2 separate regions of the Homo sapiens genome follow, and region 2 is linked to region 1. A link is an interaction called in ENCODE POLR2A ChIA-PET data of the cell type or tissue named here. Cell type or tissue: B cell. All regions are shown on one strand.

Evidence for each region. ChIA-PET counts read pairs that join two places held together with the same protein. Peaks named below come from ENCODE experiments on the same cell type or tissue, not always from the same donor. Only the 100,000 strongest peaks of a DNase experiment are listed, where the experiment ranks them.
Region 2: POLR2A ChIA-PET joins it to region 1 with 8 read pairs; 3 of 35 experiments call an interaction of 5 or more read pairs at or near these places.

The regions. Positions count from the first base shown.
Region 1 is chr19:19,333,973-19,336,472 of GRCh38, forward strand. It overlaps MAU2 (MAU2 sister chromatid cohesion factor), which reads left to right. Exons shown (of 19, transcript NM_015329.4): 2 at 1,746-1,763; 3 at 2,150-2,215. Among named protein-coding and RNA genes, the nearest start is that of MAU2, 14 kb to the left of the region's middle. RefSeq lists an enhancer at 1,711-2,500. In B cell, no CTCF peak of the experiment used is centred here; no DNase peak of the experiment used is centred here.
Region 2 is chr19:19,443,598-19,446,097 of GRCh38, forward strand. All of the region lies in intron 1 of GATAD2A (GATA zinc finger domain containing 2A), which reads left to right. Among named protein-coding and RNA genes, the nearest start is that of MIR640, 9.8 kb to the left of the region's middle. RefSeq lists an enhancer at 2,404-2,500. In B cell, no CTCF peak of the experiment used is centred here; DNase peaks (open chromatin) are centred at 1,054 and 1,404; H3K4me3 peaks cover 863 bases; H3K27ac peaks cover 2,354 bases.

The DNA of each region.
Region 1 (2,500 bases):
CCTCAGCCCAGCTCTAGTACGGCTCCTCTGTCACAGTCCCCTCTCTCCTGTGTGATTGGGCATCCCTTCCAGTTGGTGGCCTTCCAGAGCTTCTTGTGTTAGACCCGGCTTCTCAGTGGGATGCAGCAGCTTCTGTGGAAAAAAGCCCCCAACTTCTGCTCTTCTGTTGCATCACACACGTTGCCACTGTCCCCACACACAGCCTCTAGCTGAGGAGCCTCACCTCTGGGGCCACACTTCTGACGGCAGGTGCTGGCCCCGCCACTCTGAGGACCCCGAGCCCCTCCTGTCCGTGCCACAAGAGGGGACCACAGGAGGCAGACGCTTGGGCTGGCAGAGGGCCTGTGGTCTGGGCTCCTGCGTGTGGGTGCATGTGTGTCAGGGGCTCGGGCTCTCTCCCACAGCTGTCCTCCTGGCCCCCTGTGTCTTGGCAGTAGCTGCTCTCGATGCAGCTCTGTGCTTTCCCAGTGCCTGTGACATTCCCAGCTGCTGCTCACCCTTGCCCTAGAGATCTCCAGCCCCAAGGCTGCCCCCAGCCGTGGATCTCCAGGCCTCACTGGCTCCTCCGCACTCCCTTCGTGAATACTCTCTGCTGCATCCAGGATGGTCTGAAAACTCCCATCTGGGCAGGTGCTTTCATTTTCCACCCCTGACTGAGTCAGCTTCCAGGGGTGACACCAGGGCATTCTGACCCTCAGCTAGGAGTGGCCGCTGTTGCCGCATGAGTGGCAGAGACCATCGGGCTTCAGCCTCACCTCCCTGGCCCTCTGCCTTTTTTATGGGCTTTTCAGTGCCTGGAGCACCTCCTGCTCCCCCTTTTCCTGGAGAACTGGCCCCTCACTTCCCATACTTGCCACACATGCTGCCCTGCCCCATGCAGTCCTCCCACAGAGTGCGATGAGTTAGGGTCTCCTGCTGTGCTCCGGATCCACCTTCCAGCAACCACCGAGGCTCTTGTCAGGTGCAGGTTGCTCTGAATGTGTGTGGCACATGCGAGTCGCTGGGGACAGCGTTAGGCTTGTGTGCTTGGGACCCTGGGTGGTCTGATGGGCTGTGGTCAGTGGCCTGGACTAGCCTGGGAACTGTTGGAACATGGAACTTTAGGGCACAGTGGTCCCTGAGTTGGAGCCTGTTGTCTGAACTGCCTTCCTGGTGTGCATCTTCAGTGCCATCCCGCAGTTCTGCCTGTGTCAGCCCTTCCTGGAGCCCCCTCCCTCCCCTCTGAGAGACTGACTTTGCTTATAGCCAAGCATCTTTCAAATGCCTCTTGCTCAGAAGGACTAACCTTGCCCCCCAAGACCCATTCTCCAGTTGAAACTGATTTCTCGTGTTATGCTTTGCTGAACGTCCTTCCTCTCTGCCTGACCTCTGACTGCCAGCCCTACTTCCGTGTGACACCTGGGGGCCTTGCTGTGGCCAGGTCACCTCTGAGCTCTGTTCCTTTCTGAAGCAGCTCCCACCCATGGGCCTGTGGGGTCTGACTCCAAGTGCGAGCCCCTCCTCTGATGTCAGAAGGGCATGTCCCCTCCTGCCCAGGCACCCACTGGGGCTCTATAGCTTCCATTCCCCTGGCTGGATTGGAGGGGAGTAAGCCTACCCTCTCAGGCCAAGCGGGCCGCCTTCTTGTTACCTGGATACCTGGCAGCCTCTGTTCTCAGGACAACCTGTGGAAGCCCCAGAGCGAGCCAGTAACCAGGTGCCAGGTGTTTGCCTGAGAATTAATCGTTGTTTTCTTTCTTTTTCAGTGGTTGATATCACAGCAAGTATCCTTTCCGTGTTGGTATGGTTCCCTTTAAGGAATTCTCCACTTAAATAAAAAGAATGTATCAAAGCTTGAATCCCACCTCCCGACATGCCCTGTGAGTTGAGGCTCGGCCCACAGAGCACCTGGAGTGTCCCCCACCTGGCCCTCTGCTGCCCTTGGGCGCTGTGCTCCTCTTTGTGCTTCTCTTCGTACCTTGCATCCAGCTCCAAGCCCTGCCCTGCAGCAAGCTCAAGGTTCACTGGGGGAACAGGAAAACTTGGAATTTCAGGGCAGGCAGGGACGTGTGTGCCCTGCAGACCTTGGCAGGGTAGGAGCCCCAAGCTGTGGCCCTTTCAAACCGACCTTTTTCGCAGTGTCTGTACTTCCTTAACTGGACGTCACTAGATCCCGCAGTTCGAAGATGTTAAATTTGAAGCAGCAAGTCTGTTGTCTGAATTGTACTGTCAAGAGGTAAGAACATATTAAGGTTTCTGAAAGCAAAGTGTCTCTCCGTGTCGCTAAGACATGACAGCACATTGGTAAATTGGGGTTCCGGGAGTTGGAATCCCTCCGGCTTTTTTTGTTTTTTTGGTCGGGGTGGGAGGACAGGGTCTCACTCTGTCGCCCAGGCTGGAGTGCATGGCACAATCATGGCTCACCGCAGCCTTAAACTCCTGAGCTCAAGTGATCCTCCCACCTCAGCCTCCCGAGCAGCTGGGACTATAGGCATGCACCACCATGCCTGGCTAATTTTTT
Region 2 (2,500 bases), 110 kb after region 1:
GAGAAAGGAGCGGCATGTGGAGGACACGAGGGTGGTCCCCGATGGCCGTGGACCTGGGTGGTAAGCACCTGCAGTTAATCACACCATTATCTACTCTGTGGGTGGATTTGAAATTTTCCTTAAAGAAAAGTGTGAAAATTGGGTTTGGCCCAGGTCTTTTCTCAGGGAGCTTCGTGACTGGATCATCTAGAAGAGGGGAAATGGCCATTTATAAAAGCTGAGGTAGAGGCCACTTGGGGGTAGTTTAGGAGACCACTTGGGAGTAGTTTAAATTCAAGCAGAAAACCATGAGCAGAGACTGGAATTGCCAGAGGGGACCGTGGCCTGTCAGCCCACCAGACAGCCTCTCTTACACACTCTTATTTTCTGTAATTACAACACTCACAGCTACTCTTCGTGGAGCCCTCAGGAAGTGTTAGCAATAAAGTGGGTGCTGTTCCCATTTTACAGGTGAGGAAGCTGAGGCCCTTGTGGGTGAATCAGGCTTTCTGGCTTTGACTGGACAGCTAAGGGCATGAGCTTCTGGGCCTCCTTCCTGTCGCCTCCCTGCTCAGTACCTGGGGCACATCTGACTACCACTCCAGTACCCTGACTCTATGATGAAAACCATTCTCCCCTCCCCATTGGTATTGCCCATCCACAGCAGTCGTAGCCCATCACGAGTGGATAAAGTAGGTGGTTAGCTGGACTTGCACATGACTTGTTTCGTGAACAGTAGTGCTTAGAGTTGTGATCTAGGGACCCAGCGAACAGTGTGTGAGGGACTTCAACCCTGCCTCTCTCCGGTATGTGCTGTGCCTGCTGTGCCCCCCACTCCAGTGTTCTCCTTGGGGCTCCTGAGGCAGCTCCCAGTAGGAGGCCTATCGTTGTTGGCACCCCAAGGGTGTCCCTGATCCCTAAGTAGAAACTTAAGCAGGTATTTGGACAAATAAATGAGTGAAACACCTTGTGACGTTGAGGCCTGTGGCACTTCCCCAATAGTGTGTTAGTGTAAAACCACCGTGTATGATGCCTGTTGGTCCCAGCACTTTGGGAGGCCAAGGCATGTGGATCTCTTGGGCCCAGGAATTTGAGACCACCCTAGGCAACATGGCGAGACCTCGTCTCTACAAAAAGTACAAAAATTAGCCAGGTGTGGTGGTGCGTGCCTTTAGTCCCAGCTACTCAGGAAGTTGAGGTGGGAGGATTGCTTGAGCCCTGGAGGTTGAGGCTGCAGTGAGTCATGATTGTGGCTCTGCACTCCAGCCTGGACAACAGAGTGAGACCTCGTCCCTTAAAAAAAAAAAAAAAAAAGCCACCATGGCAGTTTTGTTTTATTTGGATTTTAGGCAGTGTAGGGCCTGTGATAAGGCCTGGCTGAGGTGGGGCTCTGCTGGTAGTAACTCTTGTGATTCCAGCCCTCTGAGGCCACTTCCTCTTTCTGCCTTGGCTCCTCCTTGGTGAATTCTCCCTTATGTGTCCCACATTCTCATACTCCCAGGCATTGGATCTTTAGCTGGGAGATGGTTCTGAGTTCCCATGTGTACAGTGGGCTTGCTGCAGCCTCCTGCAGTTGTCCTGTAGGACTCGTGGTTGGTGGTGACATAGAGGCTGCCTACCCTGATGGCTGATGGCTGATGGCAGTGTGGTTGTTTGGGGTCTTGTTGTATAAAAGGAGCATGTTTACTGAAGGACCCAGTTCTGTGCTGTTGGGGTCACAGCAAACCTGCTTTTGCCTGTTAGTATTTTAGTAGCTCTAGAGGGGTTCATGGCTATTGGAATTAGTATTTTTGTTTTTGTTTTCTTTTCTCACCTCTTTAAAAAAGCATGTAAAATTCACATGGTAGAATATTCACCAGTTTTAACGTTTTTAAAGTGTGTTGTTTAGTGGCATTTAACCCATTCACAGTATTGTGCAACCATCACCTGTAATTCTAGAACATTTTCATCACCCCCACCCCAAAAGAAACCTTGTCCCCATTAGCAGTCACTGCCTTTTCCTTGACTCTGCTCTCCACCCTCCCAGCAGCCACTTATTCTACTTTCTGTCTCTGGGTTTGCCTCTTCTGGCATTTCATATAAATGGGATCATGCAATATGTGGCCTTTTTGTCTGACTTTTTTTCACTTAGCATGATGTTTTCAAAGTTCAGTCACATTGTGTCAGAGTTTCATTCCTTTTTATGGCCAAATAATATTCCATTGTCTAGATGGACCACATTTTGTTTATCCATTCATCCATTGATGGACATTTGGGTTGTTTTCTGCTTTTTGGCTATTGTGGATAATGTTGCTTTTAACATTCACCTGCACATTTTTTTTTGAATACCTATATTCAGCTCTCTTGGATATACCTACAAGTGGACTTGCAGGACACTCGGGAGCATGGTGATGCCGTGGGCTGGAGGCCCTGCCCAGGCTCATGTGGGAACTCTGCGTTTAACTTTTTGAGGAACTGGCAGACCGTTTTCCACATCACTCTACTGTTTTACTTTCCACTGTTTTCCACGTCACTCTACCGT